Regions from separate parts of the Homo sapiens genome. Here all the other regions are linked to region 2. Evidence: chromatin loops called from intact Hi-C (ENCODE). Cell type or tissue: ascending aorta. All regions are shown on one strand.

What was found. Hi-C counts contacts between places; a loop is a spot of excess contacts. Peaks named below come from ENCODE experiments on the same cell type or tissue, not always from the same donor. Only the 100,000 strongest peaks of a DNase experiment are listed, where the experiment ranks them.
Region 1: it touches region 2 in a loop (2.3-fold over the local background); 3 of 110 quality-filtered maps call a loop at or near these places.
Region 3: it touches region 2 in a loop (4-fold over the local background); 2 of 110 quality-filtered maps call a loop at or near these places.

The regions. Positions count from the first base shown.
Region 1 is chr12:19,968,358-19,976,357 of GRCh38, forward strand. No RefSeq gene overlaps it. Among named protein-coding and RNA genes, the nearest start is that of LINC02398, 42 kb to the right of the region's middle. RefSeq lists enhancers at 2,888-3,400, 2,963-3,670. In ascending aorta, no CTCF peak of the experiment used is centred here; a DNase peak (open chromatin) is centred at 3,241; H3K4me3 peaks cover 384 bases; H3K27ac peaks cover 2,128 bases.
Region 2 is chr12:19,776,059-19,784,058 of GRCh38, forward strand. No RefSeq gene overlaps it. Among named protein-coding and RNA genes, the nearest start is that of LINC02398, 230 kb to the right of the region's middle. In ascending aorta, a CTCF peak has its summit at 3,529; DNase peaks (open chromatin) are centred at 101 and 3,553; H3K4me3 peaks cover 781 bases; H3K27ac peaks cover 3,156 bases.
Region 3 is chr12:19,650,273-19,658,272 of GRCh38, forward strand. It overlaps LOC101928387 (a long non-coding RNA gene), which reads left to right. Exons shown (of 7, transcript XR_007063236.1): 4 at 124-206; 5 at 1,103-1,751. Among named protein-coding and RNA genes, the nearest start is that of AEBP2, 210 kb to the left of the region's middle. In ascending aorta, a CTCF peak has its summit at 4,777; no DNase peak of the experiment used is centred here; H3K27ac peaks cover 5,535 bases.

The DNA.
Region 1 (8,000 bases), 190 kb after region 2:
CCCAGCTAATTTTTGTATTTTTAACAGAGACGGGGTTTCACCATGTTGGCCAGGATGGTCTCGATCTCCTGACCTCGTGATCTGCCCGCTTCGGCCTCCCAAAGTGCTGGGATTACAGGCGTGAGCCACCATGCCCAGCCTATATTTTTCTTTCTTATCAACATATCCACTCATTCATATTGTAAATTGTTATCTATCCAGAAAGGATTTCCCGGAGATTAGAATCAGCAGACAGCAGCATATGCCCAACTGTGAGTACTGAAAAAATATTGAATGATTTGGGCCTGACTGCAGAGATGATTTAAGAATTTAGTTTGCTCATTTTCTAGTAAGGAAAGTATTCTAACCATGAGACTAAGCCCTTCATAAACCAACAAATAAATTAATTAATTAACAAGGGACTTTACTCTGAAATGGAAAGTTTCAGTCTGTGTCACACTGTGTATTAATTTATCTTATAATTAGTGTCACCAATGAATGATTAATTTATGAAAAATTATAAATGCCTAAGTGTGCTAAGTTTCCTTCTTTAATTGGTTGAGAAATATAGGTGAATATTATCACACTGCTAAAACCACTTGGGTATATAAACACTGATATTTTTGTTAATAGAGAGAAGGAATAGAGCTTAGTAAATTTGTTTGGGAAACACCTTTAGGTCTCAATTTAGCTTTTAATTTTTGGATTAGATTTACACTGTTGACTTGGAGCCATTTTGCATACTTGTATAAACTATCTAGGTACCAAGACAAGAGAGTGTATAAATATAATATAGATGTTTTCTTATGAGCTAAAATGGAAATTATTCTCTCACTCTAAAAAACAATTTGCCTATTATCAATTCTGGGAAGATAGACTTTGGCTATCTCTTTATCATTCTTTTAAATTTCTCATAGACATCCCTTATAAAAATGACAATTTAGGAAAGATTAAACAAATTCATTTGGAAACAAATGAAAACAATGTTCAATTATATTAGATGCTTTTGCCTTTATATACTGATAAAGAACCATGAGCAAAAAAAGCAAGAAAATATAGGCCATTTTGCTAATATAAAAATAGAATTTGATATATGTACCAAGGGTTGAAAGTGAGAAGGATGTCTCCATTGCCACTGCCCTAGTTCAGACCACCCTCTCTGTTGTTTAGACTGTGATACTTGATTCCTAACTGTTCTCCGTGTTTTCACTTCTGTCTTTCTCCCATCCATTCTCTGTAAAAGCTAGTGATTTTTTACACCCCATGGTCTCTCCTACTTAGGGCTGCATGCACATATTATACATCAGTTCCTTTGCCTGGACTATCAATCCTGAAGTCAGCTCTCTTTGAAGTCTCCTTCTCCAATAAGTCTTCCATGACCATAATTCCTGACGCAAATTCCTGCCTCCTCATCTCCATTGTCCATCTGCTGTTCATGGTACACCCAGTATGCTTTTATAGCTGTTATTACAATTTTGTAACAATTCTATTTATACGTGTTTGTTTTTTCCTTTTCACTAAACTAAGATCTTTGAGAGCCTCATGCAGCCTTGAGAGTAGGCACTCCGAAAAAAGAGAAGGAAAAGGAAAGGAAGAAGAAAGTAGTGGCAGAAATAAGGCAGAGAGGAGGAGCTCATACAAAATATTTGGTGAATAAATAATTGGCTACTTTTTTGGTGTGATATGCCCAAAACTCTCAGCTTAAAAAGTTTACTCATGGAATCAATTATAGACTTAAAGGTAGCTTAAAGAGCCATTAAATAGAAATAGATCTTTTAAATAGAAATATTCAAAATTAAAACGAGTGAAAAAAAAAGATAAATAATGACCTAAGGCACATTCAAACAAAGTCTGAAAGAATCCAATGTTCTGGATGCTTATCTGATTTAAATGTGCAGACTTCTCAGAGTTCTGTCATTACTCACAATTACGCTGACAGTGGAGTTCCCAAACATTGTCTGACCACCATCTGGTTCAACATTTTCAATCACTCCCTGGAATTTCATTTAGTGCTTCCAGGCATTTTGGTCAGATACTCATTTCTGCAATTCCAATTTCAAAGAAATTGCAGAATCTGAACAGCAAATCATTTTAAAGGAATTTTCTCAGGGAAGGCTAGGAGAAAGTATCATGCCACTTCTTCTCTTCTTTTAAAACTCATGTGATAAATGCCTCATTTAATTTAGCATTATCATGTAACTTTTTTTTGGGCAATCATGTATGTTGTGTTCTCAGATTCACCACAAATAACTCTTGGTTTAATGCCAGTTTAGTGGATGTTTCATGGCAAAAAAAAAAAAAGGACTATTAAAATAGAGCCTGCTGATGAACATGCAAGCAATTGCTCCTTTAGTTTTGCATACTGAAATTATTTATCATTGCAAAGCATCTAAAACGTACAGCAGATAATAACCCTTGGACTGTCTTATTTGATGCTAAGTATAAGATGTTAAATAATTTGGATAATATTTGAATTTGCAAGTTATGATTTTTAAAAATCTTTTAGTTTAAACATTTTTATTTTTGATAATACAAGAATCATTAGTCTTTTAGTCTATTTAGAAAAAAGTTTGGCAACAATAATTTTTAGATATGGTATTGCTATTTATTATGTGTCATTGCCATGCACAGTGCCGATTGTGTATATTGCTGTGTGTCATTGCCAAACATGGCATCAGTGAAGTGGTGGTGTGGTTTTCATGATCAGTGGGAATGCATGAAAGAATTGCTATTTGTTTCTCTCAGAAAGGAATGTCTTTTGCATAGAACCTTAGTTCCTTATTTGCCCTCAAATTATTATTTTTGAGTTTATTATGTTAAGTAACTTGCCTATCTAATTAATTAGGTTCTCAAGCTGTGCTTATCCAACTCTCCCTTTCTGTATCCATTGCGGATTTCTGCACTTGGTGCTACAATGTTACTGACCTCAGTTCCTGGGGTCTCAGTGCAATAGAAATTCACATGTGGCCAAAAATGTTTTCCCAGAGGAGGCTTCCTTGGAGCTTATGCCCAGGCATAAGGGAGGCAGCGCGAAAGAGAGAGAGAGAGGATTCCCTGCCTGACACCACAAAAAGAGCTGGTAGGGCTTTTTTACTGGACAAACAAAGCACAGGAATTGACATTAAGGGTAGGGTATGCAGGCTGGGCAGGGCAAAGCACATGACGGATAGGGTGTGCAGGTCAGCATATCTGGTTGCCATGGTTATCTTGAGTAATGGGCCACCTGGTGGTCTGGCCATTGGCAACAACGATGTAAATCAATTGCTCAGCATTCCTTCCAGAGGCGGGACACTGTAAGCTTGGTTATTTCCTAAGGCCAGTTCCTGGAACTCTTTGAGTAAAAGGCATGGTTAAACATTATGGCATCAGCGAGGTAGTTGTGTGGGTTTTGTGATCAGTGGGAATGCAGGACAGAATGCCCTAGTGGGGGCGAGCTGAAGCCAAGCCCTGTTCTGTCTCAGCAATACTGAGTTTGAATATATGTCTCATTTTTGTAACATATTGTGTTACATCCTTGTGCTGCTGGTTTTCCACATTCTTCAAACCTATTTGGCTGCTAGTCTTTCCAATGAGAGAGTTATGTTAAACTTCCCAACTAACATTTAAGATCTTTTGTTTATTTTATTGATTTGCCCTTTAGCTATACCTATCCACAAACCTCCAACTTTAAATCAATATAAGCAATCCCTTCTGCTTCTATGCTGTGGCTGCCAGCACCATGGGAGAAAAGTCACACAACTGTGTGGATTGATGCCATTGCAAATTTATGCTTTCCCATCTCAGCTGGCCCTGCAACTCAGGTCGATAATCCTTTTAGCAATCTCTGGTCAGTTCCCATGCCCATTACTTCAGCTAGCATGCCAAATTTTAACCACTCTTCTCATGCCCTTTCTGACCACCCCTCAACCTGCAGCCATGAAAAATGAGAAATGATCTTGCCTCCTACCTTTAAAATAAAAGTAAAAGAAAAAAAAATCAGCCCAGGAACTTCTAGCACTCAAATTTTTCTGTACTTCAGTACAATTTCTGTTTTGAATTCCTGTTCTACTAAGGTGGCAGAAACTTAATTCTCTCAATCAAACAGTGATTCCCACTGGCCCTTTACTTTCTCCCTGGGTTGTGACTACGTTGGGGGAGGGAGGTGCCTAAAAAGGCATAAAGGGCTTTCTGCTCTTGATGTCATCTGGCCGCAGAGGCATCTTCTGAGCCCTCTCTCCCCTATCTGGTTCTTGATGAGTCATTGACGTGGCTTTCTTAGACATGTTTGTTTCTGTGTGCATGGCTTTTGAGTCGGGGACCCCTCCCCTACTGATATGAAACTCTTGGGCCCACTTTGGGAGTGTTTTTTGCTTCTCCCAGACAAAAAGCAGGGATGTCTAGGAGATTGCCGGAGGCTCCATCTGCTTAGGCCTGTGGTTCTCCACAATGGCTGGATGGAAGAATCACCTGACAAGCTTTACAGCTACCAATACCTGGGGCAGGACTTCTCAAAGTGTGGTCCAAGAACAGCATTATTCAGCCTCACCTGAAGACCACTGAGAAACTCAAATTCTTGGCACACGCTAGACCTACTGAATCAGAAACTGTGTGGGTGGTGTCCAGAAATCTGCATTTTTTAAAAGAAGTCCTCCTGGTGATTCTGATATCCACTAAAGTTTGAGACCCTGCCCTGGGAAAGGGCCTGAGTATTAGTGTAGTTCCCATGGAGTTTCAGTGTTTGACCGGAAATGAGAACCGCTGGCTTAGACATATCAGGAAACCACTATTTTGGGGGGTTTTGTCACCTCCCCAAGACTCGGCTGGGGGAAGTGAGATGTCAATTCTAACTGATTTAGAACCCACACGTGTATCATGTATCTGGGGCTTCTTACCTCTCTGGATTAGCTCTGCAAGCAGGGCACAGAATCCCTGTCTGTATGTCCTAGCCACGTCCCACCATTTTTCTTCTGACTCTTTTCCCTCTCCTCTGCTTGCAGAATCCTTTTCTTCACACTCCTGTGGGGAGTGTGGATGAGGAGAGAATCACTCTAGTTCATGATGTTTTTCTCCAAAATGTTTTACTGTAAACTTTAAGAGCTTCCTCTCTGTTCTCCCAAGGACCTAGGATTTTGAAATCCAAAAGCCAGGCAGGAACCCTGCCCCTCCACTCTCTTTACTTCCTGTTGTCGCATCAAAAACTCAAATGTGCAGGAAAATTAGTTATTTTTTTAAAAAAACCTATATTTCAGTTAAATTTTTAATGTGTGCCCCCATTCTCCTAAAGTGGGAGAAAGTTCATCTCAGGTGGTCAATTCAGGAATCCCCTCATACTTTATGCTGAGTTGTATATGGGTGTTTTTTCTGGTGGGGTCAGAGAGAGCTAAGTAACACCAGGGCATCTCATGGGTGGAGAGGATGGCAAACCTGAAGGAGCTGCCTGGGAGGAGAATGAGCAGTGATTCCTCAGGGAGCTGCACGAACGCTGACGTGTAGCAGGTTGGAACATGAGTGCATCAGTGAATCTCTACAAGGCCGGTGAAATTGAGTGCTGTATTTTTTCACTCTTCTCCCCGGTATCTTGGAAGTTATTAGAGTCCAGAACTTAGATGCAACCCTCCGAAAATAGGTGTGTGAGGAGTCACTTAGTTGATATACATTAAGTTTCTGTGACTCTTGGCATACTCTCAAGCTTGAATGAGAAATTTAGTTAAGTAAGAAAAAAGTGAAGAAAGTTACGTTACCTGGGAATATGGCCTGAGGTTGCTCCTGCTGTACCCCTCTTTAATAGTCTTTACCACATTCACTTTTTTCTTTCTTTCTTTCTTTATTTTATTACACTTTAAGTTCTAGGGCACACACGCACAATGAGCAGGTTTGTTACATATGTATACATGTGCCATGTTGGTGTGCTGTACCCATTAACTCATCATTTACATTAGGTATATCTTCTACACATTCACTTTTTTAAAAAGTTCAAGGATTTATTTTGAAATAGTTTCAAACATAGAAAAGTTAAAAGCACATTATAGAGGCCTGCTATGTACTCCCTTGCTGAGATTCCTGTTACCATTTTCATGTATTTGCTCTGTCATCCCCTTTTCTAAATTTTTCTCCACGACTGTTAGTCTTTTTCAGAACTATTTGAAAACAAGTTGCAGTCATGATGCCTCACTACTCCTAAATGCTATGGTATGTGATTTCCCTAAAAGAGGACACTCTTTTATCTGACCCCTAGGAAACCTTCAAAATCAGGAAATTATTGGTACAATACTATTGTCTAACCTACAGACCCCATTTACATCTCTCCAGCAGTTCCAACAATGTGTCTTTGCCTTCTGGCCCCAGAATATCATCTGGGAATGCGTGTTGCATCAAGTTGCGTCTCTCCAGTTGCCTCCAATTTGGAATACAGGTATTTCCCCTTCCCCTGTCTTTCATGCCGTTTATAGTTTTAAATAACCGAGGATCTATGTTCTGTATATAGGATGACACTTGGGCTGGGCCTGTCCAGTGTTTCCTGATGACTAGTCCCAGGGTAGGCCGTCTTGGTAGGAATACCATAGAAACGATGCTGTGTTTCTCTCAGTGTGTCCCATTCTGGGTACACCTGGGTGATGTTAACCTTTCACCTTGTCATGTTGGTGCCATTTCCTTCACTGTAAAGTCACTGTTTCTTCTTGTATATGAATACTAATCATAATATTGTATGTGGAAGATGTCCCAAGATTATGCCCATATCCTGTTGTTATCAAACATTCATCGACTACCTTTAAGCCTCTATTGACAACTCCCACCTGCATTAACTATCATTATCATGGTTAATAAATATACATTTTTTTCTCTTACCTGCTACATTTACTTGTTGGAATTCTAGCATACGAAGAACTTTCTCTTCCCATTGTTTCTTTTAAATTAATCAACATGGCCTCATGGATTTCTATTTGATTCTTGGTTTTTAATCTGTTGCTATCATGATCAATTTTGATATTTGAATATGTCCAGATATGACCAACAGGAGATCCATTCAAGTGACTCTTGTGTCTTTTTGATATCTCCTCATTATTCTTTGAGCACTTTCTTACTTTCTATTCTCCAAAGATATTTCTACCTTAACGTGTACTTTCCCTGCCCTGATCCTGGAATCAGGATGAACTCCTGGTTCGAAGCTCTGAGCTCTCGATGTATTCATTGTTAGTGGGACACGATTGCTTCTGAGTCCTCTCAGCATATAAAGCTAGGAAAAAAAATTATGTGTGTGTGTGTGTGTGTGTGTGTGTGTGTGTGTGTGTATAAAAACATAATTTGTATGTTTGTTTGAATAAATAGATAGATCCAACTTCCAGAAACCTGGCTCTTGTTATGCTCAGTAATTCACCTTGTTGAGGTATAATTGATTTCCTAACCACTCCTTCCCTCTCCACCTCCATGAGTCCACTCCATGTGCCGTACCTTCTGAGATATCAGCAGGCACACTGCCTCTGATTGAGGCAAATGGATCCATCATCTGCTTGGGTCTCTCTCTTCTCCCATTTCTCACCTCCTCAGGAGCCTGTGGACACCCTGCCACAAATCTTTCTGTGCTCCTTCTACCCTCAATACTACCATGCAATACCCTCCCCTGTGGTGGGGAAAGGAAGGAAAGAGAAAAGAAGGAAAAGTGGTAAGAAAAAGGCTCAAATTCATTTTAATTATTTCCCTCCAGTTGTTTTTTTTCCCTTTCCAAGCTTGACGTTCTTGATATTGAGGACAGGAACTGGTATTATATCAATTTTATATTCACTGTCCTTTATAAACTGACTTGTATGGAGTAGGCCTCTGTAAATTGTTAATGAATTAATGAATTGGTCTTTCCTCTGGATTTATACTCTTGGTTCACTTTGGACATTTGCATTAAAAGTGATATTCATTTGCAAGATCTTGCCAATGACTCCGTTTGCTTTTTAATGCTGAGTTGATGAGCGCAACTTGCTGTTCAGCTGCCTGGAGCTGCTGAGGAGATCATCATGGTGGAATGGAAGGATGAATGCATCATTTGAAATGCA
Region 2 (8,000 bases):
ACTACAGGCGCCTGCCACCACGCCCAGCTAATTTTTTTGTTTTCAGTAGAGACGGGGTTTCACGCTGTTAGCCGGTATGGTCTCGATCTGCTGACCTCGTGATCTGCCCGCCTGGCCTCCCAAAGTGCTTGGATTACAGGCGTGAGCCACCGCGCCTGGCCCCGCTCCCTATTCTTTATACGTCTGGTAAAATTTGGCTCAGAATCCATCTGGTCCTGAGCTATTTTTATTGGTAGGCTTTTTGTTACTGATTGAATTTTGGAACTCGTTATTGGTTTGTTCAGGGATTCAATTTGTTCCTGGTTCAGTCTTGGGAGGTTGTTATATGTCTAGGAATTATCAGTTTGTTTCAGATTTTCTAGTTTGTCTGCATAGTCATGTTCATAGTAGTCTCTGAGGGTTTGTTTTTATGGTTCTCTTGGGTCAGTGGTAACGTCCCCTTTGTCATTTCCGATTGTGCCTAATTGCATCTTTTCTCCTTTTCTTTTAGTTGTCTAGCTGGCTCTATTAATCATATTCATTTTTTTCAAAGAACCGATTTCTGGATTCATTAATCTTTGTATTTTGTGTGTGTGTGTGTCTCAGTTTTTTTCAGTTCAGCTCTGATTTTGGTTATTTCTTGTCTTCTGCTAGTGTTAGGGTTGGGTTGCTCTAGCTTTAGTTTTTCCAGTTGTGATATTCGGTTGTTAATTTGAGATCTAAGTTTTTGATGTGGGCATTCAGTGCTGTAAACTTTACTCCTAACATTACCTTAGGTGTGTTCCAGAGATTCTGGTATGTTGTATTTTTATTCCCATTAGTTTCAATGAATTTCTTGATTTTTGACTTAATTTCATTATTTACTGAAAAGTCATTCAGAAGCAGGTTGTTTAATGTCCATGTAATTTTATGGCTTTGAGTGATTTCCTTAGCATTGATTTCTATTTTTATTGCCCTGTGGTCTGAGATTGTGGTTGGTATACTGTTGGTTTTTTTGAATTTGCTGAGTATTGTTTTATGTTCGATTGTGTGGTCAGTTTTAGAATATGTGCCACGTGTAGACGAGATGAATATATATTCCGTTGTTGGGTGGGGAGTTCTGTAGATGTTATTAGGCTCATTTGTTCAAATGTTAAATTCAGGTCCTGACTATCTTTGTTAATATTCTGCCTCAGTGTTCTGTCTGATATTGTCAGTCGGGGGTTAAAGTCTCCCAATATTATTGTGTGGGAATATAAGTCTCTTTGTAGTTATCTAAGAACTTGCTTTATTAATCTGGGTGCTCCTGTGTTGGGTGCATATATATTGAGAATAGTTATGTCTTCTTGTTGAATTGAACCCTTTACCATTATATAATGCCTTTCTTTATCTTTTTTTGATCTTTGTTGGCTTACAGTCCTTTTTGTCTGACATTAGGATTGCAACCTCTGCTTTTTTCTGTTTTCCATTTGCTTAGTAGATTTTTCTCCATGCCTTTACTTTGAGCCTATTCATGTCATTGCATGTGAGATGGGTCTTTTGAAGATAGCATACCATCGGGTGTTGCTTCTTGATCTAGCTTGACACTCTGTGCCTTTTAATTGGAGGCATTTAACCCATTTACATTCAAGGTTAGTATCATATTTATGGATTTGATTCCGTTATCATGTTGATAGCTGGTTATTATGCTGGCATGTTTGTGTGGTTGCTTTATAGTGTCACTGGTCTATGTACTTCAGTGTGTCTATGTAGTGGCTGGTAATGGTCTTTGCATATTTAGTGCTCCTTTCTGAACCTCTTTTAAGACAGGTCTGGTAGTAATAAATACTCTCAGCATTTGCTTGTCTGAAAAGGACCTTATTTCTCCTTCACTTAGTTTGGCTGGATGTGAAATTTTTGTTGGAAATTCTTTTTTTAAGAATGCTGAATATAGGCCCCCAGTCTCTTCTGGCTTGTAGGGTTTCTGCTGAAAAGTGTGCTGTTAGCTTGATGGGGTTCCCTTTGTAGGTGACCTGCCCTTTCTCTCTAGCTGCCCTTAACATTTTTTTTCTTTCATATCAACCTTGGAGAATCTGATGATTATGTGTTTGGGAGATAGTCTTCTTGTGTAGTGTCTTGCAGAGGTTCTCTGTATTTCTTGAATTTGAATGTAGTTCTCTCTAGTGAGGTTGGGGAAGTTTTCATGGACGATATCCTGAAATATGTTTCCAAGTTGCTTGCTTTCTTCCTGTCTCTTTCAGGGATGCCAATGAGTCATAGGTTTGGTTTCTTTACAGAATCACACATTTCTTGGAGGGTTTTTTGTTGTTGTTGTTCATTTTAATTCTTCTTTCTTTATTTTTATTTGCCTGGGTCATTTTAGATAGCCAGTCTTTGACCTCCGAGATTCTTTCCTCAGCTTGGTCTATTCTGCTGTTAATATGCACAATTGCATTATGCAATTCTTTTTTTTTTCTTTTTAGACCAGTCCCCCATTATGCAATTCTTGTAGTGTGTTTCTCAGCTCTATCAGATTACTTTGGTTCTTTTTTATAATGGCTATTTCATCTAACGGCTCCTGTATTATGTGATTCTTAGGTTCCTTGGATTGCATTTCAATGTCCTCCTGAATCTCGATGATCTTTGTTCCTGTCTGTATTCTGAATTCTATTTGTATCATTTCAACCATTTCAGCCTCGTTAGGACAGTGTGGGCATTTGGAGGAAAGAAGGCACTCTGGCTTTTTTAATTGCCAGAGTTCTTGTGCTGGTTATTTCTCATCTGTGTGAGCAAGCTGATGTTCCTTTAACTGTGGTGTTGAGTACAGTCAGTTGACTTCCTTTCTGGATGTTTTCAGAGGGCCAAAGCTTTGTTCAGGTGTTTATTTGTAGCTAAATTCTTGTTTTTGATTTCACACGGTGAGTATATTAGCAAAGTATTTTTTGGTATTGATGTTTTGTGCTGTGATCCAGTAGGTGGCACTTAAGTGTAATGGCCGGTAGGTAGGGTCTTGCTCAGTTAACACAGCTCCCCTGTATTTCTTCACAATTGCAGTTGTACTCCCTCTCAGTGCTCTGAAAGTGTGGGTTTATCTCCCACTTGAGTGCTGGCTGCATGTCTCAACTTGGCACTCCTGGGCTGCACACCACAGCTCTAGGGTGATTTCTGGCTTTATGTTCCTTTCCCAGCTTTGAGGCAGCAGGGGAAGGGACTTCAGCGGTGGTTGTGGCAGAGGGTCTTTGATTTGTCTCTTTGGGCTCCAGCCCAGAAACATGCAGAGCTGCTATCAATCAGTTTAATTAGCCTGGGGTGGGGCAGCTGAACGGTGGGTCCACACTAATGGGGCCCCACCTGGTGATGAGCAGGGGCCTTGGGTGGGACCTGGGGGAGACAAACTGGCCTCTTCTCCTTAACGCAACTGCCATTCGCTGCAAGTGTGATTAAAGCACTCAGCGTCTTTGCTTCTTTCCTGGTCTGAAGGTAGCAAGGGCAGCACCACTACAGTGGCAGTGGCAAGGGGGTTTTTGGTTGCTTCTGGGAGCTCCACCTCAGAGAAATTCGAAGCTGCTGCTCCCAGGAATGTTCGGCCATGGGGTGGGGCAGCTGCTCTGCTAGCCTGAGCCGGGCTCTGCTTGTTAAAGAGCAGGAGGTTTGTCCACAGCTCACAGGGATGAGAGACTGGGCTCCTCTCCACTTGGTGTGCTGGAAGCTCGGGTGAAGCCCTTAGATTCTTTGTTTTTTCTCCAGACTGAGGGCAGCAGAGGCAGAATCATTGCTGTGGCAGTGGCAGGGGGGCTTTTGGTTGCTTCTGGGAGCCCCTCACCCGGGAAGAACAGCCCCTACCAGTGGGTATGCCTAACCATGGGTGGGTCAGCTGTTCTGCAGTCCCAAGCCGGGGGCCCTGCCTGGTGAAGAGTTTTGGGGGCAGTGGGGAGGGAGGGTGTCACAAGGAAGAGAGACTGGATTCCTTTTTGTCTGGTGGCTGCAGTATGTTGCATTTGCCAGCGTAGCTATTGTGCCTTCTGTTCCTTCCCCAACCTGTGGGAGGTTAGGGTGTTATTACTGTAGCTGCAGAGGCAGAGGGGTTGTGGGTTGTCTCTGGGATTTCCTCCCACCTCTGACTAAAGGGTTCAGGAAGGGGCAGGGTAGTTTTGCTAGAGTCCCAGGTTGGGTGGCCCTACCCAGTGATGAGAAGCTGAGAGAGAAGCCCACGTGGAGAACAATCCAGTCACTTTTCTGTGGGAGGGCTGCACTGTTCTGGGGAACTATGCCACTTCCTAATCACCGTGTACTCTCCAGACCAGAAGGCAATAGCAGCAGGATCTGGAAGACGCAAAAACTGTGGCCAGCCTCTCCCTCTGCAAGCTTCCGTCTCAGGGAAGTGTAGATCTGTACTAGCCTGAGAGCCCTGGTTGTGGTGAGTACAGAGTGGCTGGAGTCCCAGATAGATGGGTCCCACTCAGTGAGGAGAAGTGGGATCAGGGACCCATGTAAAAAACAATCTGGCCACTTTACCTTGGGTCAGTTGCGCTGTGTGGGGGATCCATGCCACTCCCTAATCACCACTTGCTCTCCAGAGCCTGAAGGCTATAGCAGCAGAGACTGCAAGGCAGCAAAAACTGGTGGCCGGACTCTCCTTCTTCACACTGCATCCTAGGGAAGTGCCGAGTTGCTACCAGCCTGAGAGCCCTGGTTGGGGTTGGCTGGAGTCCCAGGCTGTGGGGTCCCACCCAGTGAGAAGAAGCAGGACACATATAAAAAACAGTTTGGCCGAATATCCTTGATGAACGTTGATGTAAAAATCCTCAACAAAATACTTGCAAAACAAATCCAGCGGCACATCAATGGTGTATATACAGGGAGCTAATTCTCCATGATAAAGTAGGCTTCATCCCTGGGAAGCAAAGTTGGTTCAACATAGGCAAATCAATAAATGTGATTCATCACATAAACAGAACAAAAGACAAAAACCACATGATAATCTAAATAGAGGCAGAAAAGGCTTTTGATAAAATTGAACATCTCTCCATGTCAAAAGCCCTCAATAAACTAGACAATGAAGGAACATACTTCAAAATAAGAGCCATCTATGAGAAAACCACAGCCAACATAATATTGAATAGGCAAAATCTGGAAGTATTCTGCTTGAAAACAGGCACAAGATAACAATGTCCTGTCTCACCACTCCTATTCAGCATGGTATTGGAACTCCTGGTCAGAGCAATCAGACAATAGAAAGAAATAAAAGGCATCCAAATATAAAGAGAGGAAATCAAATTATCTCTCTTTGCGGACAGTATGATTCTACACCTAGAAAACTCCATAGTTTCTATCAAAAAAATCTTAGAACTAATAAACAACTTCAGTTAAGTTTCTGGATACAAAATCAGTGTAGAAAAATGGGTAGCATTTCTATAAACACACAACATCCAAGTGGAGAGCCAGGTCAAGAATGCAATCCCATTCACAATTGCCACAAAAAGAATAAAATACCTAGGAATACAGCTAACCAGGGAGGTGAAAGATCTCTATAATGAGAACTATAAAACTCTGCTCAAAGAAATCAGAGATAACACCAACAAATGGAAAACATTCCATGCTCATGGATAGGAAGAACCAATATGGTTAAAATGGTCATACTGCACAAAACAATTTCCAGATACAATGACATTGGTAGTTTGATAGGAATAGCATTGTATAGGACTAGGAAAAACTATTTTAAAATTCATACGGAATCCAAAAAGGCCTAAATAGCCAAGGCAATCCTAAGCAAAAAGAATGAAGTTGGAGGCATCACATTACCCAACTTAAAACTTTATTTCAGGACTACAGCTACTAAAACAGCATGCTACTGGTACAAAACAGACACATAGACCAATGGAACAGAATAGAAAGCACAAAAATAATGCCACATACAACCATCTGAAATTTGACAAAACCAACAAAAACAAGCAATGAGGAAAGGGCTTCCCATTCAATAAATGTTACTAGCTAGTTGTGTAGTCATATGCAAAAGATTGACATTGGACTCCTATCTTAATTAAACCACATACAAAAATCAAGATGGATTAAATATTTAAGTACAAAACTTAAAATTATAAAAACCCTGGAAGATAACCCAGGCAATATCATTCTGTACATCTGAACAGGCAAACATTTCATGACAAAGATGCCAAAAGCAATTGCAACAAAAGCAAAAATCGACACATGGGATCTAACTAACTTAAGAACTTCTGCACAGCCAAAGAAACTATCAACAGAGTAAATGGACAACCTACAGATGGGGAGAAAATATTTGCAAACTATGCATCTGACGAAGGTCTAATATCCAGCATCTATCTATGAGGACCTTAAACAAATTTACAAGACAGAAACAACCCTATTAAAAAGTGGACAAAGGACATGAACAGACACTTTGCAAAAGAAGACATACAAGTTTTTTTTTCACATGTGCCCAACAAGCATATGAAAAAAGCTCAGCATCACTAATCATTAGAGAAATGCCAATCAAAACCATAATGAGATACCATCTCACACCAGTCAGAATGCCTGTTATTAAAAGTCAAAAAAATAAGGCCAGGTGCAGTGGCTCACACCTGCAATCCCAGTGCTTTGAGAGGGCAAGAGGGATGGACCACTTGAGGCCAGGAGTTTGAGACCAGCCTGGTCAACATGGTGAAACCCTGTCTCTACTAAAAATATAAAAATTAGCCTGGCATGGTGGCACATGCCTGTAATCCCAGCCACTCAGGAGGCTCAGGCATGAGAATCACTTGAGCCTGCAGGGTGGAGGTCGCAGTGAGCTGAGATTGCGCCACTGCACTCCAGCCTTGGCAACAGAGAAAGGCTCTGCTCAAAAAAAAAAAAAAAAGTCAAAAATAACATGCTGGTGAGGTTGTGGAGAAAAGGGAACATTTATACACCGTTGGTGGGAGTAAAAATTGGTTCATCCATTGTGGAAAGCAGTGTGGCCATTCCTCAAAGAGGTAAAAACTGAATTACCATTTGACCCAGCAATCCCATTACTGGGTGTATACTCAGAGGAATGTACATCATCGTACCATAAAGACACATGTAAATGTTCATTGCAGCACTGTTCACAATAGCAAAGACACAGAGTCAACCTAAAAGCTCATCAATAACACGCTGGATAAAGAAAATGTGGTACATATACATCAGCGAATACTATGCAGCTGTAGAAAAGAATGAGATCATGTCTTTTGTGGGAGTTGGAGTCCATTATCCTTAGTAAATTAACACAGCAACAGAAAACCAAATACCACATGTTTTCACTTAGAAGTGGGAGGTAAATGATGAGAACTCACGGAAGAAAGGAAGGGAACAACACACTGGGGCCTACTTGAGGGTGGAATGTGGGAGGAGAAAGAGGAGCAGAATAAACAACTATTGGGTACTAGGCTTAGTACCTGGGTGATGAAATAATCAGTGCAACAAACCTCCGTGACATAACAATCCTGCACATGTACCCGTGCGCCTAAAATAAAAGTTATTTTTTAAAAAAACACGGAACCCTTCCCCCCGCCCCCCGCCCGATCCCCCGACCCCCCGGCCAGAAACAAAACCAGTCTGGCCTCTTTTCTGTGGGAGAGCTACGCTGTGCAGGTGCTCTGTGCCACTTCCTAATCGCTGCTTGCTCTCCAGTGCATGAATGCTACAGCAGCGGGGGCTGCAAGACAGCAACAATGGCAGCTGGCCTCTTCCTCTGGGAGCTCCGACCCAGGGAAGTGCAAAGCTGCTACCGGCCTGGGAGCCCTGGTGTGGGGGTGTTTGCAGTCCAGGGCGTGTGTGCGGGGGGCGCGGGGGTCTTGCCCCGTGAGGAGGAGCAGGATTGGGGAACTATGTAAAAAATACTCTGGCCGCTTTTCCGTGGAATGGCTGCGCTGTGCAGATCAGCGGCGGGGCCTGTCAGACAGCAAAACTGGCAGCTGGCGTCTCCTTCTGGGAGATTTGTCCCAGGGAAGTGCAGAGCTGCTACAGGCCTGAGAGTCCAGACAGGGTGTGGCTGGAGACCCAGGCCAGTGGGCCTTACGCTGTTAAATGCA
Region 3 (8,000 bases), 130 kb before region 2:
AAAACTAAAATTTACCGAAGCATATATCTTTTATGGGTTTGGTATAAGAGCAGCAGGGAAAATTTCTTTCAGAACAATTTATTGTGGAGAGTATCATGAGAGTCTCATCTTTGTCCTTTCTAGAAGACACTAAGGATCATGTGAAAGAGCTCCCTGAGGACAGATTAAGAGGAGATGAGTTAAAGCTGCAAATACCAAGATTTAAGGTTAAGTATGAAGAATTTCCTGATAGAGAAAATTCTTTAGCACTGGAATTAAATATCAAAAGACTCTTTCCCCAACATTGACCTCCAAGCAAACTTTGTTGGGTTGTTCAAACCACTTTGTTTCCTGTAAGTGTTCATTGATTTCTGTGAGTGGATGATGGTTGATTACACACTTCATCCGTGATTAAACTGGGAAACGTCTGTTAAAAAGATTCAGTATAGTTTCTCTTTCCATGAATATATGGAATTATATAGTGATTTTAACCTATATTGACCAAGATAACTTTGTGATCCAAATGGTCAGGTGTCATATTTAAAAAATATATGCATATAGTTTAAAGCAATTAAATATCCTTACTCGATTTCTTATGCCGATATGTAAGAGTAGCAGCTGGTCATGAGGGTCCATCTTCTATGGCTCTTTCACATGTCTGTGTGTTTTGTGAAGCAAAGCATTGACTTCTCCTTGTTATAAACTATCTTTTGAAGGGTGCTTGTATAGTATAGTTAACAGCCTTGGACAACAGACATTGTATCTCCCTCTAGAAAAGGGGTGTCTAATCTTTTGGCTTCCCTGGGCCACATTGGAAGAATAATTATCTTCGGCCACAAATAAAACATACTCACTATAGCTGATGAGCTAAAAAAATCTCAAAAAACCCTCATAATGTTTTAAGAAAGTTTACCAATTTGTGTTGGGCTACATTCAAAGCCATTCTAGTCCACATGTGACCCGTGGGCTGCAGGTTGGACAAGCTTGCTCTAGAACAAAGGGCAGATTTTCTTATTATTTTGTGTAGTAGGCAGTATAATGGCTCCCCAAATATGTCCATAGCTTAATCCCAGAAACCTGTGAATACGTTACCTTGCATAACAAATGAAAATTTATGTTACAGATGAAATTAAGAATGCTGATCAGCTAAAGGACCTTCACATACAAAGGTTATCCTGGATTATTCAGGTGGGCTCAACGTAATCACAAGGATCCTTTAAAGTGGAAGAATGAGGTCAGAGTGATGTGATGTGAAAAGCACTCAATTTGCCTTTGCTAGTTTTGAAGATGGAAGAATGGGGCCATGGTCCAAGGCATGCTGGTGACCTCTAGAAGCTGAAAAAGTTAAGAAAATGGAAAAGAAACTTCAGCGCAGTGAGGCCCAATTTGGACTTCTGACTCCAGAACTGCAAGATAATACATTTGTATCCATTAAGCCACTAAGTTTGTGCTAATTTGCTATGGCAGCAACAGGAGACTAATACACCTTGGCAGGTAGAGGTAGTCCTCCTCTGGGGCAAACATATAAGCATGCTTACTATACAATATAATAAGGATGATGTCTCTTTCCAGGACATAGGCAGGCATGCTTATTTCCTGTTATAAAATATTCAGGTTTTCTAAGTTCAGTTTTTTGTTTTTTTGTTTTTTTTTTGCTGGAACACAATTGACTGTGGATGCTGGTATTATCTAGCCCTATTTGCATCACCTTGCGGGTACTGGGGTTTGGAGGAATTGGCTCAGATGCTGATACCGTGGCTACTACTATTGTGGTGAGTAATAGCCTCTCATTTGCCTGTAATCCAGGAGTCTCACGTCTTCTCCCAGCATCCATAAACTCTAGCAGGGTAACTTGTTAGTTTGCAAGTAGGCCCTTCACGGTGTGCTCGTTTTAACGCACTTCTGCAAAATTTATTTTAAAATCTGCTAGACCAGGGCTAAGCAATTCTGTAATTATTACCTTCAAGATAGTGTTTGCTCTCTTTCCATACTTTAGAGATGAAGTGTTACGATGTCTCTCTCTAACTTAACAAAGATCAGAGATCAGCTTACAATAAAATTAGAAATAAAAAACAAAACAAGTTGTTTACCATAGTTTGAAAAGCATGTCTCTATTGACAATTTACGACTAGGGCAGGTACTAAGAAGTTCCCTGTCTTTTTTCTCATCTACAGAATTTTTTTACTGCCACATTTCTCCATTTATCTTTCTTTCTCCACGACGTGCTATTTGAAGAGAAAATCCTTGGGAATTAGTCTCTCATTCTTTTCTCATGAGAAGCACTCCCCTCTCTGAATTTTTGGTGAATTAGATTTCTCTCTTAGCTATACCATGAAGGGCCCTGGCTTTTACAGCTACTTTCTTGTTTCTAGCTTGAACTCTGTGGCAAAATTTAAGTCAGTGTGTCAGAAGTCATTTAGACCAAGGATTTTGTTTTACAGATGTGAAAACCAAGGCCTCTGATGACAAGAAGAGCTATTGCCTTATTTAAGTTTCTCCTGACCTAACTACCTAGTGTTTTGGAGGAAATTGCCTTAGCCACTGTCAGCCCCCATCTTTCTGACACAAGGCCTGGCTCAGTTGCTAGTTTGGCCTAACATGATTGCTTCCCCTCAACAGCTCTAGAAATACAATTGTGAAATTGAAATTACTGTATTTGCAGGCTGACTCTGGCCAGAGAAACTGACCTGTGGATGAGTTGAAAATAAGCTTATAACCATGCTCGTTTTATAGTTAATTAACTTAGGGCACAGGTATTGAGAACCCAACATGTGCCAGGGCCTCTTGGGTACTGGAAAAATGCCTGGAGTGAGGCTGGGAGGGAAGCTTCCTAAAAGGTTGAGGAGGACTTTATTTGGGAAGAAACTGAGGGCAGGGTTCTGGGGCCTGGACTGTGTGAGAGTTTGAGGACTCTAAGGAAAGGAGAATGTTATGGAGTTCATCTTTGATTTTTTTTTTTTTAACCAGTAACTTATCATTTTTTTCCACAGTCAGAAACGTGACTGAAACATTTCTTCCTCTTAAGAGGCATTAAGAGAAAAGGATAGATTTCCTGTTTCTTTTGCAATTTTCCTCTTTAAGAAACAGAAAGAAAAAAAGATCTTATGTCCATGCTCCTGGAAGTCACCAATAAATAATACGGGCCAGGGCTTTTTCTTTTCAGCAGTGGGCTGATTAAATCCTTATACTTGTTCTGGGTTATATGTCTGAAATTTGTGTTCCTTTTGTTCTGAGGAGTACAAAATAATCAATTCCTCTAATGGAGATTACCAGCTTGATTAATAGATAATCCTAATGTGTTCTTTGTAAAATACATTATAAATGATCTTTAAAGTTGAAGGAAAGAAGATTGGGCCATGTAGAAATTTGGTTCTCAACAGAACCTCTTCTTGATTGAAGAAATATAAGCAAAGAGTTTTATATATTTCGGTAAGGGTAGGTAGTCTATGCATTTTCTGTTCTGAGTATTACAAAAGGAAAAGGGAATAAAAGCTTCTGCATATAGCAGAGATAAACTCCAAAAGCAGGAGACCAGTGAAGCCCTGGATCACTGCACTCCTCCAGCCTTCAAGGAGCATGAAGAGGGTCCACATAACAACAGAAGATGCTTCAGAACAAATTATGAGTCCATAAGAGATAAATTAGTGTCTTTATTCATTGCAAAGGAATGGTTATTATAAAAAAATCCCTGATGCTGTCTCTCAGACTGAACTTACGTATAGGCAGGAGAACACATGTAATTTATTGACTGATAAAACTGTAGGTAAGAATACATATGACTTCTATAACTTGTATGAAAAATGAAACTACACTTAAATGTAGGAGCAGTTTATATTGTTTGATATTTAACTGGTTGAGTGGTTAACATATAATATTTAAAAAAATCTTCTTTTAGTAGGCAGTTTAATGCTTATGGTCTAATTTTTATTTGAAGACATTTTGCTGCAGCAGAAACATAGCTGTGATTCATATACCTACTCTTGATATTAGCCTGGCCGTTTGTCCTGTGACGCTTAAGCTAGTTACCACCATTTATCTGGTAACTGTTTCCAGAATTGAAGAGATGATGCCTGGAAGGAGATAAACTTCAGGAGTTCACCTTTAAGCCTAAAAAGTACCAGCAAAATGCAATGACAGGATAAAAAGTTTGTCATAAATATTTTCACAAGATGGAAGACAAGAAAGCAAAGAGCAGCATAGAAAGAATGAAGGAATAAATAAAAATAAGTGAAAATGCTGCATTTTCTCTCATGGGATAGATTTTTCAACAACTCCTGAACTATGACCTCTCAAGTTCTTTTGCAGTTCTGTTCTAAGAAGTAATGAAATACATTTAATATTCCTGTCTTTTCACAACATTAATTCATTCCTACTTTAGCCTTAAGAATTTTAGTAGAATCTATTGTTTATTCATGCGTATAAATATTGTGGAAAAATATCTTTAGATGAGTTAGTATATATGAGACACTTAGGCCAGGATTTGGCACATGTCTGTACTTCATAAGTGTTTGTTATTGTTATTTTTAACAAGAGTAAAAAAAGATCTTATGACGCATCTAATATCATTTAAGCTGTTTATGGTTACTCCTTGGAATGCCTTCTGGTCAAAAGTTTCTGCAGCCCAGCACGACATTAATTTGAATGCATTGAGCCGGTTTCCCAGAGGGCTGGATGACATTTTTGACTTTTTAGGATTTTTGAGACTTTTTCTAATGACTAAGGTCAAAATCTCCCTTTCCTTGTCTCTTGAGTTTTAGGGGGCAACCAGAGATGTTTTGAAGGAAACCAACCATTAGATGTCACTTTCTTCTCACTGCTTTTGGTTTTAGGACCTATGACCTGGGTTTAAGCCTTTTGATTTTCTTCTTTTTTTTGAATGTCTATAAATAGTCTCTATGTCAAAGCTAAACGGGAAATTTAATTTTAGATTAGTAGATAAGAGACAATACTCAACTCCTTGGAATGATGAAATTTTGGACCTGTTTTAAATTGGCCTGACTCAATGTCCCTAGTTGACTAAATTTGGAAATGTAGTATTTGTGCTTTTCTTTCTCACTGAAGTTAGTGTGGCACTGTTTCTACACCAGACACTTAGGCCTGAGTGTATGAGTGTATCCTTATTCAGGTCAAAGCTAATGAGTTTTTTTTTTTTTTTCCTTAGCAATCACTGAATGAAAAACATATTCTTCAGATATCTGTTTAGAATTGCTTTTCCAGAAAACCTTTGTGATCTTTCTCCCCCAACAGAAGGGCTCAGAAACACATAACAGTTTGAAAAAGAGAAAAAATACTGCTGCTATGGTCTGAACATTTATGTCTGCTCCAAAATTCATGTTGAGACTTAATCCCCATTGTGGTGGTAGTAGGAGGGGTGCCTTTAGCAGGTGGTTAGGCCATGGGGGCTCTGCCCTTGTGAATGGATTAGTGTCTTGTAAAAGGACTAGAGGGAACTGGCTTAAGGTCTCCTTACTCCTCCTCCTTCTGCCATGTGAGGATGCCACTGCAAGAACATGCCACTGATGGAGCAGTCCTCACCAGACGCCAAACCTACCAGTGCCTTGACCTTGGACTTCTCAGCCTCTAGAGCTGAGAGAAATACATTTATATTCTTTATCAATTGCCCAGTGTCAGGAACTTTATTATAGCAGCACAAATGGATGAAGATAACTGCCAATCATGATTTTAGGAAAGAACCTGACTCAAGAACATCTTCTTGGCCGGGCCCGGTGGCTCACGCCTGTAATCCCAGCACCTTGGGAGGCTGAGGTGGGCAGATTACGAGGTCAGGAGATCGAGACCATCCTGGCTAACATGGTGAAACCCCGTCTCTACTAAAAATACAAAAAATTTAGCCGGGCATGGTAGCGGGTGCCTGTAGTCCCAGCTACTTGGGAGGCTGAGGCAGGAGAATGGCGTGAACTTGGGAGGTGGAGCTTGCAGTGAGCTAAGATTGTGCCACTGCACTCCAGCCTGGGTGAGAGCGAGACTCCGTCTCAAAAAAAAAAAAAAAAAAAGAATATCTTCTTTCCAGTCTTATACCTTCTGCTTCCCCTCATCATTTCTATCCTGTAGAAGCCTGACACTGAGCAGTGGCCAGAAGGAGGTTTTGAGCTCTTTGAGACTTGTTTCCTTGGTGGCCATAGGCTTTGCTCTATTGAAGACCTTTAACTAGTAAAGGTTATTCGTATCTTTGGGTCTGAGAATGTGTCCAAAACCTATGAAGCACTCATCCTATATGACAGGATTAAAATGCCCACGGATGTCCAAAACCAAAAAACAAACAAGTAGCTTTTTACATTTTATTTAACCGACATTTCATCTTGCTTTTGCTCCTACTGATATGAAATGAACACCCCACAACCCTTAAAATGCTGTATTAGTTTGCTATGGCTGCCGTAATGAAATGCCAGGGACTGGATGGCTGAAACAACAGAAATTAATTTTTTTATGGTTTTAGAGGCTGGAAGTCCAAGATTCGGGTGTTGGCAGTGCTCGTTTCTCATGAAGCCTCTCTCCTCGGCTTGCAAATGGCTGCCTTCTCTCTGTGTTCTCACATGGTCTTTCCTCTGTGTGTGGGCATCTAGTGTTTCCTTGTATGTCCAAATTTCCTTTGCTTATAATACCAGTCAGATTGGATTACTGTCTACCCTTAGGGCCTCGTTTTAACTTCATCACCTCTTTAAAGGCCCTATCTCTAAATACAGTTAAGTTCTGGGGTATGGAGGGTTAGGGCTTCAACACACAAATTTGTGTGTGTGAGGGCACAATTCAGCATATGCCCCTGGTCAATAAAAAGCAACCCAGTTTCTTCTGTTTCAAATCAATTGCTTTCTGCTAAATACTCATTAAAAGTTTAAGCTTTTCTTATCTCTCAAGGGGTCTCTCCTCATTCCTCCTTCCCAAGTTGGTGCCTGGGTTCATGCAGAAGCTTAGTATCTTGAAGAGAGTGGAAGAGGCCTTTACCCTCTGGGACTTTGCTGGACTCTACCAGCTGGACCCTTATCCCACTGTGGTGACCAGGCCTTCTGTGCTGGTGTTCCTCATAGTGGGCTGGTTGGATCCTATTCTTGGTCATTCTCTTGACTGTCACTGCTAGTGGCTGTGAGATTTGCCATTGCCTCGGGAGGTAAGGTCTCTGTAGACTCTCATTTTTTTTCTCCAGATCACAGGTATCTTCCAATCATTGCGAAAGACTGTAAATTGAAAGAAAAGATTACTGCGAGTCTTTAATGAAAAACAAAGCATAGTCTAGTGTATCCTTCTAGTTATCTGGTTCCTTTCATTGTGTTTGAGCTATTTTACAGTTCTGTAAATTGTAGGAAACTAAAAGTGATGTATATGATTCTTGTCTGCAGCAATGCAAATGACTTGTATCTAGTGGAATGCAATAATTTATTGCCCTGCAGACAGCTCCATTTTGCATCTATTTGTAAATTTGTTGCAGCATTTATATATATATTCTTTGAATTCTCTTTAGAGCCAGATGTAACATCTTACCAATTCCCTCATTAATTAATGAGTTAAAAACAGTCTTTGAATTGTGTTCAGTTTGTATTTGTATGGGAGTCATTATACTTCCCTGAAAAAATGAAATTATCTTTTAAAAAGTCTATTGTTCTTAGAATTTCCATGTTACCCATGTGAGCATATGCAAATTTCAGGATCTACTGCATGCTATTCTCAAGTAATGGACTACTAGAAATGCTAGCTCTAGCTCATCTAGCTAGCCAGGCATGGAGATTTGGGGAATTTTTTTTTTTGGCAGGAGTGTGGTAGTGGTGGTGGTGGCGTTTCTGTCAGGTTGTGGCCCAGGAAGGTGGTATGTAGGCCCTGATTTCTTTCTTGGAATCTCAGGCATTATATTACGCTAGCTTTACCTTTTCAATTTTTAATATTTAATATTTTTTGGGATGGATTCTTTCTCTGTCACCCAGACTGGAGTGCAGTGGCACGATCTCGGCTCCCTGCAACCTCTGCCTCCTGGATTCAAGCGATTCTCCTGCTTCAGCCTCCCAAGTAGC